2 separate regions of the Homo sapiens genome follow, and region 2 is linked to region 1. Evidence: chromatin contacts called from ENCODE Hi-C or POLR2A ChIA-PET data. All regions are on one chromosome and are shown on one strand. Each heading gives the region's core, a stretch centred on a gene start or an enhancer-like site at or near the end of the contact. The rest is flanking DNA. Distances are from core to core; before and after follow the strand shown. Region 1 holds the start of LUC7L (LUC7 like). Region 2 has its middle 15 kb from the start of POLR3K.

Region 1 (7,396 bases), core at 3,605-6,104:
CTGGCTAACACTGTGAAACCCCGTCTCTACTAAAAATACAAAAAATTAGCCAGGCGTGGTGGCGGGCGCCTGTAGTCCCAGCTACTCAGGAGGCTGAGGCAGGAGAATGGCGTGAACCCAGGAGGCGGAGGTTGCAGTGAGCTTAGACTGCGCCACTGCACTCCAGCCTGGGCGACAGAGCCAGACCGTGTCTCAAAAAAAAAAAAAAAAAAAAAAAAAAAAAAGGCTAGGGGCTCATGCCTGTAATCCCAGCACTTTGGGAGGCCGAGGCAGGTGGATCACCTGAGGTCGGGAGTTCAAGACCAGCCTGACCAACATGTATAAACCCAGTCTCTACTAAAAATCCAAAATTAGCTGGACTTGGTGGCGCGTGCTTGTAATCATAGCTACTCGGGAGGCTGAGGCAGGAGAGTTGCTTCAACCTGGGAGGCAAGAGTTTGCGGTGAACTGAGATCTTGCCATTGCACTCCAGCCTGGGCAACTAGAGTGAAACTCCGTCTCAAAAAAAAAAAAAAAAGGATGGGGTCTCCCTCTGTCCCTCAGGCTCAAGTGCAGTGGCGGGATCACAGCTTACTGCAACCTCTGCTTCCCAGGCACAAGTGATCTTCTCACCTCAGCCTCCGGAGTAGCTAGGACTACAGCTGTAAGCCACCATGCCCAGCTAATTTTTTTCCTTTCTTGTAGACATGGGGTTTTGCCATATTAACCAGGCTGGTCTTGAACTCCTGGACTCAAGTGATCTCCTGCTTTGGCCTCCCAAAGTGCTGGGATTTCAAGCATGGGCCACTGTGCCTGGCAGTTGTCTGATTTCTAGTAACTGTGGCAGTTTGGTAGGTGCGTAATTCAGATGATTTAATTGCTTTGTTCAAATGGCCAATTGGAAGCAAAGTCATGCCTTAAAACATTATTTAAAACTTGTCAGCCGGGCACAGTGGCTCATGCCTATAATCCCAGCACTTTGGGAGGCCGAGGTGGGTGGATCTCAAGGTCAGGAAATCTAGACCATCCTGGCTAACACTGTGAAACCCCGTCTCTATTAAAAATACAAGAAAATTAGCCAGGCGTGGTGACGGGCGCCTATAGTCCCAGCTACTTGGGAGGCTGAGGCAGGAGAATGGTGTGAACCTCGGAGGCGGAGCTTGCAGTGAGCTGAGATCGCGCCACTGCACTCCAGCCTGGGCGACAGAGTGAGACTCTGTCTCAAAATAAATGAAAACAAAACTTGTCTAACCGTGTCTGGACTTTTGATGCTTCTAGCCCATGAACAGTCTTTGTTGTATTCTTAGAGTAAGTCTTTTTTCCCCCTTCCAGGGCAGCAATCATATTAAATTATCATTTGTGAAATGATTTTTTAAAATTTAAATTTTATTTTTTAATTAATTAATTTTTTTGAGGTGGAGTGTCAAAATAGACCACTCCCGGCCTGTTTTTTTTTTGAGATGGAGTCTCCCTTTATCGCCCAGGCTGGAGTGCCGCGGCACAATCTTGGCTCACTGCAACCTCCGCTTCCTGGGTTCAAGTGATTCTCCTGCCTCAGCCTCCTGAGTAGCTGGAACTACAGGCGTGTGCCACCACACCAGGCTAGTTTTTTTGTATTTTTAGTAGAGACAGGATTTCACCATGTTGGCCAGGCTGGTCTTGAACTCCTGACCTTGTGATCCACCCACCTCGGCCTCCCAAAGTGTTGGGATTACAGGCGTGAGCCACTGTGATCGGCCTTTTTTTTGGCCGGGGGGAGAGGGAGTTTTGCTTTTGTTGCCCAGGCTGGAGTGCAATGATGCATTCTCGGCTCACCGCAACCTCTGCCTCCCAGGTTCAAGCAATTCTCCTCCCTCAGCCTCTCGAGTAGCTGGGATTACAGGCATGCGTCATCACGCCTGGCTAATTTTGTATTTTTAGTAGAGATGGGGTTTCTCCATGTTGGTCAGTCTGGCCTCAAACTCCTGACCTCAGGTGATCGCCTGCCTCGGCCTCCCAAAGTGCTGGGATTACAGGCATGAGCCACTGCCCCCAGCCTGGCATGTTTTTTAAGTTTTAATTTCATTTTTGAGACAGGGTCTCATTCTTTTTTTTTTTTTTTGGCCTCCCAAAGTGCTGGGATCACAGGTGTGAGCCACCGTGCCTGGCCAAGACAGGGTCTCGTTCTTTTGCCCAGGCTGCCATGCAGTGGTGTGATCACAGCTTACTGCAACCTCAACCACCCAGGCTCAATCCATCCTCCAACCTCAGCTTCGAGTGGCTGGGACTAGAGGCACATGCCACCACACCCGGCCTATATTTATTTATTTATTTTTATGTTTGTTAATTCTTGTATTCAACCAACAGTGAGTGTTGTGTGACCCTGTTTTAGGTGCTGGGGATACAGAATGAAGCACAATCATTAGCTGTAGACAACGTAGCCTAATGGAGCTGGATCCACCACTGGCAACCTTAAAGTTACCTCCCTTGGTCCTTAAGATGAAATGCAACTTCAAACTCTGCCATGCTTAGCATCTTGTTTCAAAACAAATAATGGTCCACCTAGTTTGCTGCTGGTAGCCCTGTGGCTCTATTAATATTAACCATCTATTGATGAAGTTAACTTTCATAAAGGATTCTACGAAAGTTCAGAGGCATGAAGTATGTAAGGACAAACAAGTACTGGTCCGCAACAAAAATAGCATCGGTATTCTGCTTTCAGAAAAGCCAAGAAAACCAAGAAAAAATTCATTCTGAGTATATACAGAACTGCTGGACAGAGGTCATCCTATACGTGTGGTACACGTACAAATATGACATAAGAAGAAGTATGAATTATTGCAGTCATTATTAAACAACGAAGTATGCCAAATTAGTCATCAGGTTTCAAAGAATCATAGCCTTCTTTCCATAGGTCCCGCCACGTTTTAAGGAAACGTGCCTTTTCTGTACATTTGAAGGCAAGTTCTTCCACTTGAGCTGATACTGCAGATGTGGCTTCAAGAAGTTTGGTTAATGAAAAGGCTGCGTCTCCGATCTGCAGCCCCACTTCCTCCAGCGGGTCCACCGTTCGGCCGCTGCTCCTGCTCGGAACTGGCCAGCCCAAACTCACTGGGCTGCCAGGGTAAGATGCTGCAGAGGCGTCTGAAGAGGAGGGAGAAGGAGGCGGCGGGGGCGGCGAAGAAACCTGCAACTTCTCAGGGTCGGCCATGGGGAAGGGCTGGCACCGCGGAATCCGACCCGAGCAGCCCAACGGACACCCTATTTATTTATTTTAAATAGAGAGCAGGGGCCTGGCGTTCTGGCTCACAGCTGTAATCCGAGGACTTTGGGAGGCTGAGGTGGGCGGATCACCTGAGGTTAGGAGTTTAAGACCAGCCTGGCCAACATGGCGGAACCCCGTCTCTGCAAAAGTACAAAAAAAAAGTTAGTCGGGAATGATGGCGGGTGCCTGTAATCCCAGCTACTGGGGAGACTGAGACAAGAGAATCGCTTGAACCCAGGAGTCAGAGGATGCAGGAAGCCGAGATCGCGCCACTGCACTCCAGGCTGGGCGACAGAGGGAGACTCCGTCTCAAAAATAAATAAAATACGGCAGGGCGCGGTGGCTCACGCCTGTAATCTCAGCACTTTGGGAGGCCGAGGCAGGCAGATCACAAGGTCAGAAGTTCAAGACCAGCCTGGCCAATACGGTACAACACCGTGTCTACCGAAAATACAAAAATCAGCTGGGCATGGTGGCTGGCTACTTGAGGTCAAGACTTTGAGACCAGCCTGGCCAGCATGGTGAAACCCCGTCTCTACTTAACATTCAAAAATTAGCCGGAGGGGGTGGCGGGCGCCTGAAATTCCAGCTACTGGGGAGACTGAGGCAGGAGAATCGCTTCAACCCGGGAGGCGGAGCTTACAGTGAGCCGAGATCGCGCCACAGCATTCCAGCCTGGGTGACAGAGCAAGACTCCGTCTCAAAAAAAAAATAAACAAATAAAAAATAAAGACCGGGCGTGGTGGCTCATGCCTGTAATCCCAGCACTTTGGGAGGTTGAGGCAGGAGAATCGCTTGAACCCAGGAGGCGGAGGTTGCGGAGAGCCAAGATCGCGCCATTGCACTCTAGCCTGGGCGAAACTCCGTCTCAAAAATAAATAAATAAATAATAGAGGTTTAATATAATAGAAGTATATGCCAGACTATGCACACATAAGTGCATGCTATAATTCTATTATCACATAAAATAACTGCTTACATATGCCTTTTCTTTAGTCCCTGGGACAGTAGACCATGAGCTCACAAAAGGACGACCACGAGGTTGTAATCATAGAACCTAATATTAATGCCATGACTGATGGCCAAACGTGGTGGTTCACACCAGTAATCCCAATACTTTGCCGGGCTGAGGCGGGAGGATAAGGAGCCGGGGAGGTCGAGGCTGCAGTGAGCGGTAATCGCGCCACTGCATTCCAGCCTGGGCGACGGAGCAAGACCCTCGCTCTAAATAAATAAATAAATAAATAAATAAAATTCCATGCTTTATTTAACTTTCACAAAAATCATATGAGGGGCACCTTTAGAACCCTCATTTCACAGATTTAAAAAAACGAGCGTCGGGGAGCTAAATAATATGCTCACGGTTTCATGGCTAGCTTAGAAAAAGCACGGATTCATCTTGTTTTTGATTGACTGTATTTCATTTTATTGTAGTTTACCCTCCGTAGAGACTCGTTTGAGGTCCTGGGGGTCTAGAGTAAAATCAGGGTTGGGATTTTGGTTCCGCCGTTGGACAACTTGCGACCACTCAGAGCCTCAGCCTCCCTAAGCACCCACCCCAGAAACTACATTTCCCAGCAGGGCGTGCGCCGGCGCCGTCGTACTTCCTCCCGGCGTCCCCCGCGGCGGGAAAGAGCCGAGTGGGCTCGAGGCCGACGCGACCATCGTTTGTCGACGCCGCTGCCACCGCCTGCCTGAGAGAAGTCGTCGCGGCCGACCCCGTCGCCTCCGCCGGCTACCATGTCCGCCCAGGCGCAGATGCGGGCCCTGCTGGACCAGCTCATGGGCACGGCTCGGGACGGTGAGTCAGAGCGGCCAACCAGGCGAGGGTCTGGGGTGGGAGTGAGGCGAGGCCGCCGGGCGGCCTGAGGCGGGGGCCGCGATCGTCTGCGCCTGCGCCTGCGCGGGGCATCGCTCCTCCTCCCCCGCGCTCCGACCGCAGGCGCCGGGCCTTTGTCTAAGCCGGTGCGTCTCTGAGGCGGCCGTGGGTCCAGGTCGGGCTCCTCTCTCGGAGTCTGCGCCATGGATGGGGCTTCAGCCTCCTTCCTATGTACCGTCCTGCTACTTCCTCCCCGGCGGGCGCCGCGGCTCCGTGCCCCTCCGCGAACTGTGGAGTCGGCGGAGGGCTGGAATCAGCGTGGGCTCCAGGTCGCTGGCAGCCGGGTGGCAGAACTCTTCCGAGGCTCCTTGGGAAGAAGCTACACCCGAGGGAGCCGGATGGGCCTCGAAAACCTGGCCCGCTCTGGTTCTGTACCATTGCAAGGGGAACCGTAAACTGAGCTTTTCTAACGTGGGTTTCTGCCAAGTACTTTTCCAGCTGCCCCCTTCCCCCCAGCACACAGGAGAGCCTCTGTGTAGCCAGCGCTTGACAGTCGTTAGGTAGGTTGTACTGTGTAGGGAGGAGCTCAAGATCATGATGGTTGTCACAGGAGAAAGCGGTTGCATCTTTGCAAAACTATATACCTGCTGTGGTTTGTGTTTTCTTTTCTGCTGAGTAATGAAGTTGTAAGTTCACACTGGCACATTCTCAGGGCTGTGCAGATTATTTGCACTTTATTTCATAGGTGAATAAGTGCTTTTTAGCTTTCTTTGTATATTGAGTTGCTTTTGAATTGCTTCCCATATTTTTATTTCATACAAACTGAACAATTGTGGCCCCTCTATTTTATTTATAAAGGTTCAGTGTATCTTTGCCTGCCTACATCAATCTGCAAGGGAGTTGCAGAAAGCCTCATGTTCATCGAGCCGTGAGTCACAACCAATTTCTAAGCTGTTATAACAAAAAAGTGTTTGCTTTTTTTCACAAGTAACTTTAAAAGTGTAGTTTAGAAAGAAAACATTTTCAATAAAAAGACACTACATTAATCCTGGATGCTTGCAAATCCTAAAATATATTCCTCCTCTAGCGTTGCACAGCTCTGTGTTGTATACACAGACTAGCTTTAAAATTTGTCACATACCACTTTACCTTTACTTTTATGTATCATTCCCCCGACTTCCTTACTGCAGGTGTGGGCAAGAAAACTTTTCCTTTAACACTTTTCAACAGCGGGCATAAAATTCTGCAGCTGAGGTCTTGAAGAATGCAGATGGGTACAGTATGTGTTGGAGCTCACAGTGTGTATTGACTAACCTAGTTCCTTTTTTGCTTTTTTTGGTATTGTCTTGTTAAAAGTGACTCCCAGGTAGCAACTCTCTTTTTTAAGGGTGGGAACGAAAGGGACGTAGGAAGAATAGATCTAGATTATTTAACAGTCTTCGATAGAGTTTGAAAGCTTTCTTCTTCATTCAATTTTGGGCAAAATACTGCCTCTGCATTTGTTCATAACAAAAAGATTAGATTAATAAGTAGCTTTTGTTGGTGGAAATTACCAGCTCTATAAGTCACCCTTGGTGGTTCATGGACCTCTGATTAGCTTGGGTTTTGCAGTCTCATTGCCACATGTATATGTGGAGCCAATGGCCTTTTGGTGCTCAGCTGTTTACGTCTGACTCCTTGACTTCTTTGGTACAGTGATGGAGTCAGATCTCATTAAGTGTGATTCTCCATGATATAACTAGCCTCAAAAAAATGTGTATTCCACTCCAGTTGTAAATATCTTTAGATCAGCTTTTCATTGCATTTGATGGGGAGAACACAGAAATGATAGTCTGCAAATCATCCAGGTGAATTGTTATACTAGTTATTTTTTGGTGGTTAATGTGATAATATTGTCTTATTTAAAACCACAAATGAATTTCAGGAGACGAAACCAGACAGAGGGTCAAGTTTACAGATGACCGTGTCTGCAAGAGTCACCTTCTGGACTGCTGCCCCCATGACATCCTGGCTGGGACGGTAGGTGCATTTTGGGGGACCTCATGGAACACTCTGACATGAGTGCTGTATAGGCAGTGACGGTTTTTCTATGTTGAATTTTGTTTTAACTTAAGTCTCTTTTTCTCTAAGTGGCTTAATTATGGCAGGTGTTCCTCCACTCGTATGTATGTTTGCATGCATGCATGCGATGGAGTGTCACTCTGTGTTGCCCAGGCTGAAGTGCAGTGGTGTGATCACAGCTCACTGCAGCCTTGAACTCCTGGGCTCCAGCAATCCTACCACCTCAGCCTCTTGAGCAGCTGGTACTACAGGCATGAGCCACTGCTCCTTTCTCAATCCTCCACTCTTCAACA
Region 2 (6,500 bases), core at 1,586-4,085, 190 kb after region 1:
GTTCATCCAAATTGGCAGGCCACTCCTGCCGCCCCCAGCTGCTCTGGGTTGGATTAGTGGTTGGTCCCTGGGAGGTGATCAAGCTCGCATTCATCCCTGTGGGACAGGCTTTCCTGCCTTGGTCCTTGTCTGCTTACTTACCTTACTCCTTACCATGGTTCCCGAAGTGCTGGTATCATCCTACAGCCCCATCCCTGGTTCCGTTGCGCTGCCGGACAGGGCGCCGGGACGTGGGGAGTGCCGGCTTCTATCCGGGTGAAGCTCCCCCGTGGTGCACCTTGGATGCTGGGTCTCCCCTGGCCCTGGGGCTCTAGTGCCGCAGGCAAAGGAGAAAGTAAATCTGTCGTCTCCAATCCCGGATGAACCCCCAGAAATGTTTCGGGATTGATAAGGAATCAGAGAGACTGATGGGGTTGAGGAGGATATTTATTATTTAGGAGCACCAGCCCAGTCGGATTAACATCCAAAGGACTGAGCCCTGAGCAAAGAGTTACCTTTTAAGTATTTTGTGGGGTGGTGGGAGATCTGTGCAGGGAGAAGCATATTACAGAAGTGAGAAACGAAGGTAGTTATTTAATTAATTGAGACATGCATTACATCATTTCTCACTTTTCAAAGAAAAACATGTTTTGCGACTTGAGTTTATCTGTCTAGTGACCTTGCAGCTGCACGGCTAGAGAAGCAGGGTCTTCACGATGCCTGGGAAAGGAGGAGAGATAAGGCTCACTAGCCACGGAAAAACAGGCAGTCAATTTTTAAAGGACTCCAGCTCTTTCTCTTTCTCAGGGGAACTGGGTTTTCTTACATACAACTGAGTTTCTGCTTACACATTCTTTAATTTCTTTTAATTCCTGTTCCAACGCAATCCCAGCTCACTGCAGCCTGGACCTCCTGGGCTCAAGCGATCCTCCCACCTCAGCCTCCCGAGTGGCTGGAACTACAGGTGCGCACCATGCCCAGCTTGTTGTTATTATTATTATTATTATTATTTATTATTATTATTATTTTTGAGATGGAGTTTTGCTCTTGTTGCCCAGGGTGGAGTGCAATGTCATGATCTCGGCTCACTGCAACCTCTGCCTCCCGGGTTCAAGCTATTCTCCTGCCTCAGCCTCCTGAGTAGCTGGGATTCCAGGCATGTGCTACCATGCCTGGCTTATTTTGTATGTTTAGTAGAGACGGGGTTTCTCCATACTGGTCAAGCGGGGCTTGAACTCCTGACTTCAAGTGATCCGCCCACCTCAGCCTCCCAAAGTGCTAGGGTTAAAGGCATGAGCCACTGCGTCTGGCCTAATTTTTATATATATTTTTTTGTAGAGACAGGGCTTTGCCATGTTGCCCAGGCTGGTAACTTCCATATGTTTTTTATAGGCAATTTTTTTTATTTTATACTTTTTATTTAATTTTTTTGAATTTAACCTCAGAATGTGATTATAGACAAAATTCAAAACATAATAATTGAGTTTAATTTTTGTAATGTGGGTCTATTACTGAGAAGAGTGGATGCCATTTTGCTTCATTGGGGTTCAAAGTTAGTGTTCCCTGTCATTGAAATCAATTGCAAATGTGCATCTGTGAATGCTGGTTACATCCAGGAGAGCAAATGAAGTATACCATTGACACCACTGATAGAGTCAATAGATTCACCACTGATAATGGATTCAGATATTTCCCACAGAGTTCTTGCTGTTGAATAATGCAGTGAAGTCAGGCACAGTGGCTCACGCCTGTAATCCTAGCACTTTGAGGCTGAGGTTGGCGGATCACCTCAGGTCAGGGGTTCGAGACCAGCCTGGCGAACACGGCGAAACCTCATCTTTACTAAAAATACAAAAATTAATCTGGGTGCAGTGGCTCATGCTGGGCATGGTGGCACAGCTTGTAATCCCAGCTATTCTGGAGGCTGAGGTAGGAGAATCACTGGAACCTGGAAGGCAGAGGTTGCAGTGAGCTGAGATCGTGTCATTGCACTCCAGCCTGGGTGACAGAGTGAGACTCCGTCTCAATAATAATAATGATAATAATAATAATAATAATAATGATGATGGAGTGAAAACCATACACTTTAAGCACTTTATGTTTTCATAAGCTTCGTACATTTGTCCACCTAAGCTTTTTCCTGCCCCACACATGCTTTTACCGCCGCCAGTTTTAACACATATTTACACTTCCTTTTTTGCTGCATTAGTGTCTCATCTTTGGGAATATTCTTGCTGCAGTTGTTTTTTTTTTTTTTTGAGACAGGGTTTCACTGTCACCTAGGTTGGAGTAAAGTGGCGCAATAACGACTCACCACAACCTGAAATTGCCGGGCTCAGGAGATCCTCCCACCTCAGCCTCCCAAGGAGCTGGGACTATAGGCGTGGGCCACCCTGCCCAGCTAAGGGAGGGTGAATGGCTGAGCTTGCCTGAAGACCCTCCCGTGGGTGTGGCAGAGCCTGTGGTCTGAGGGAGGGGTCTAGCTGCAGGGCAGCGCACAGCTTCACAGTGGCCCAGGGAACCAGGGCAGGCAGGCCGTGAGGCCCAGTGGTCATCTGGGCCAGGCCTTGATGCTGAGGCCATGGAACAGGTGAGGCTCTAAGAAGGGCCCAGAGTGACCATGGGCTGGAGGCTATGTCCACAGACCCAGTGCAGGAGAGGGTGTCCTGGGCAGTGATGTCAGCCAGGCTCCCTAGCAGGACTGGGGGTGTCGGGGCAGCTCTTTCCCAGGTGGCAGACACTGGCTTCCCCTCTTGCTCTCACAACTGTCCTGTGACCTGGTGTCTGAGCTGTGGTGAGGCCTCCCTGGTGACACAGAGGAGCACGGAGCATGTGGGTGGGGGTGTGTGCACCTGCCCTGACTTCCTGGTCCTGTGGTCAAGGATGGGGGAAGGTAGATCTGCCTGTAGCTCCACCCTATTTGTAAAGCACTGTGGTGCCTTCTGCTGGGGCATGTGCTGAGTGGTGCCTCGCAGGCACTGCCCTCGGGAAGTTCACAGGCTTGTGTAGAAGCTGATGGGAATGTGCCAAGAACAGAGGTGTCAGGAGCCAGGTATTGGGCAGGTCCTAGGTCTCTGAGCCTCAGTCTCCTTATCTGTAGGAGGGTGGTAACCCTGCCCTGCTCAGCTTACCAGGTGCAGCTGTGAGTTTTCAGTGCAGAGGAAAAGCAGAGACCTTCCCCTCAGATGGCCATACCCCCTTGTCGCTATACCCAACACTCTAATGCTCCCCTAGGGAGTGTCCTGGGCTCCTCCTTTGTAGCTCTCAGGTGTCACATGTGGGTCTTGCCCTACCATCCCCTCTCCCTTTCTAGAAATGAGGACTGCTGAGCTTGGAGCCGCCCCACTCCCTGCTCTCAAGCCGTCTGCTCCTGGGTTAGCCTGTGGCTGGCCTGGCCTGATTCTACACCGACGTGGGTGTTTCTCCACTGCTGGGGCAGCGGTCGGCCATCCTGGGGCCTGGGTCAGCTCTCAGCTGTGGCTGTTGTGCCTGTGCTTCCCCAGGTCCTGGTGGTCACTCCAACCCCGCCCTCAGATATCCCAAGAGCAGGCTGACTGTCTTCCCCATTCCCACCTTTCCAGTAGCTGCTGCAAGAAGGGACAGACGTTGCTGCAGAGAACTTGCCACGGTGTTTCATGTTGTGGCCGGTGGTGCCAGACTGCACGCTCCATTCTAGGGAAGGGTGAGTCTTCCCGATCATCAGTCTTAACAGGGGACTGTCCTGTGGGTACCTGGGTAGGCTGCAGGAGTGGGGTTAGAGTAGTGCCTACTGCCTGTTGAGAGTGTGTGAGTTCCTTAAGAGCATGCATGCTGGGCCAGGCATGGTGGCTCATGCCTGTAATCCCAGCACTGTGGGAGACTGAGGCGGGCGGATCATGAGGTCAGGAGTTCAAGACCAGCCTGACCAACATGGTGAAACCCTGTCTCTACTAAAAATACAAAAATTAGCTGGGAGTGGTGGTGCGCACCTGTAATCCCAGCTACTCAGGAGGCTGAGGCAGGAGAATCACTGGAACCCAGGAGGCAGAGTTTGCAGTGAGCCGAGATCGTGCCACTGCACTCTAGCCTCTGTCTCAAAAAAAAAGAAAAAACAAGGCGTGCATGCTGTAGTCTGTGTGTATGTCTGTTTTTGTTCTCCTCCTTAACACTAGTCAGTCTTGTGTAACCAGGCTGGCCCTGCTTCCTGCTTAGAAGCTATTGGTGTATCATCTGGAGCTGCAAATAGGGTGATAGGGCGTCAGTAGCCTTCCCACACTCAAGAGCTTCCTGACACCCAGCCCCTCATCTCCAGCCAGCCTCTGGCTACCCCAGGAATCTTGGGGCTCAGGCCTAACACTCCAGCATAGAGGGCTTTGCCCTTCTGGTGTACTCTCGCTTGGAGGCATCTTGGAACAGGGGTACAACAGAGCTCTGGAAGTGCTGTCTGTTGCATCGATACCCCACTGCCACTTTCGTCCACCTTCCTGGGGCAGAATCCTGGGATGGGTCTTTATTTAAGACAAAAGGGAGAGAGAAGGCATAGAGGCTAGGCATGGTGGCTCACTCCTGTAATCCCAGGACTTTGGGAGGCCGAGGCTGGTGGATCACTTGAGGTCACGGGTTTGAGACCAGCCTGGCCAACACGGTGAAACCGTCTCTACTAAAAATACAAAAAAAATTAACTGGGTGGCAGTGTGCACCTGTAATCCCAACTACTTGAGAGGCTGAGGCAGAAGAATCACCTGAACCCAGGAGTCGGAGGTTGCAGTGAGCCGAGATCACGCCACTGCACTCCAGCCTCCAGCCTGGGCAACAGAGGGAGCTCCGTCTCAAAAAAAAAAAAAAAAAAGAGAGAGACAGAGAAGAAAAAAAGAAAGAGAGAGAGAAGAAAAAAAGAATGCATAGAGGCCATCTGTGTGACCCTGGGCAAGTCATTTTCCCTGCTTCACTCCTTGGGACTCAGCCTGTGAACGGGGACAGTGCTTCTTCCTTACAGCGCTGTTGTGAGAATTTTCATTGAAAATGCACCTGTGGTGGTTGTAAGGAGTGACTGGTTCCCCCAATCCTGACCCCTCCTGCAGAATGGGGCCTGGGCCCAGGGACAGGGCATGGGCTGGCAGAGGGTGCCCGTCCTAGAGAGGAGCCTTCTTGGTGGACGTGGAGACCTGGCTAAGTCAGAGTCCGGATCAAAGTTTGAGGGTGCATCTGACACCCTGCAGCCACGAGTCTGCAGCTGGGTCAATCGGCCTTTCTGAGCTTCAGTTCCTTATCAGTAAACCCTGGGCAGTGGTGCCCAGCGTCTTTCACAGGACACTGTGTGAGTGCAGATGGAGACCCGCTGAGCACTCCGCTGGGGAGCAATTCATGGGGAGCACCCCTCCAGAGAGGGATGGCTCGCACAGGCCCTCAGCCCAGCCCCTTGCAGGCTGGACCTTGGAGAGTGAGGCCCTGAGGCAAGACATGGGCACCTGGCTCCTGGCCTGCACCTGCGTCTGCACCTGTGTCTGCTCGGGAGTCTCTGTCTCGGGGGATGGACGAGGTGAGGGCTGGGCACTAGTGTCTGTATGAGGTGTGTGGAGAACTAGGGCATGTTTGGGGGACTGGTTTGTCCGATGTTGAGACCCTAGGGAAAGGTTTGGCCCAAACTGTGCTGGGGCATGTCCTCTAGGGTTCAGCCTGGACCTCAGTCTCTATTCTTGCTTCCTTTACCTCCCTATCTTCAGTCCCTGGACAGACCTTAGTCTCCCTTCCTTCACCCTCTTGACGCCTCTCTGGGTCTGACTTGCCTGTGTACCACGGGTCAGAGCCCATCACTTCCCAGGCCTCTCAGTGCTTTCTTGGACAGATTCTGGGATCATTCACTGGTGACTGCCCTGCTAGGGTGTCAGCTGTCAGATCCCCCCGCAACCCCCCAACTCAGCTCTGCCCTCGAGCACTCACTGTGGGCTCCCGACCGTCACTGTCTCCAGGGCCAAGGGCTGGAACCTCCACCTGCCTCACCAACAACATTCTCAGGATCGATTGCCACTGGTCTGCCCCAGAGCTGGGACAGGGCTCCAGCCCCGGGCTCCTCTTCACCAGGTGACCTTGGAGGGCCATGCCCACCTGGACAGGGATGAGGGTGAGGTCCCCAGGATGGCAGCAGATATGCCAGGATAGTGTAGCAGCCCCGTGGTGCTGACACATGCCCTTTCCAGCAACCAGGCTCCTGGTGGCACACGTAAGTGCACCTTGCGAGGCAGTGAGTGCACCGTCGTGCTGCCGCCCGAGGCAGTGCTCCTGCCGTCCGACAGTTGCATCATCACTTTCCAAATGCGTGTCTGGGAGGGAGCAGGTCAGCCTGGTGGACCCGGAGTACCTGCCCTGGAGACACGGTGAGCAGCGGCTATAGGCCTGGGGCAGGGCCCTTTGGCAAGAACATCCTGGCTGCCTGGGGGCTGGGAGCAGGGCCCTGCAGCCTGTGACCCCTGAGGCCCAGTGAGTGTTCTCAGTCCCAGCCAAGTGAGATCCAGGGCTGGGGGCAGGCTTGGCCCCTGGGAGGG

What was found. A loop is a pair of places that touch in the nucleus more often than their neighbours do. ChIA-PET counts read pairs that join two places held with the same protein, here RNA polymerase II (POLR2A). Pooled maps may share reads with other maps.
Region 2: a pooled map shows a loop between it and region 1 (2.4-fold over the local background). The contact joins the enhancer-like site here to the promoter of LUC7L in region 1. A Hi-C loop is called at or near these places in 1 of 50 pooled maps. POLR2A ChIA-PET finds 5 or more read pairs at or near these places in 2 of 52 experiments (activated B cell and activated T-cell).

What each region holds. Positions count from the first base shown.
Region 1 is chr16:226,907-234,302 of GRCh38, reverse strand. It overlaps LUC7L (LUC7 like), which reads left to right and starts at 4,854. Exons shown (of 10, transcript NM_201412.3): 1 at 4,854-5,024; 2 at 6,967-7,061. The coding sequence starts at 4,964. It also overlaps the pseudogene C4orf46P1. RefSeq lists enhancers at 1-65, 4,482-5,178 and a silencer at 5,011-5,240.
Region 2 is chr16:35,371-41,870 of GRCh38, reverse strand. It overlaps the pseudogene IL9RP3. Among named protein-coding and RNA genes, the nearest start is that of POLR3K, 15 kb to the left of the region's middle. RefSeq lists enhancers at 2,137-2,683, 2,684-3,231, 6,322-6,401. Within about 2 kb of position 2,835, at least 7 of the 41 ENCODE cell types and tissues checked have a DNase peak (open chromatin) inside an H3K27ac peak, as active enhancers do.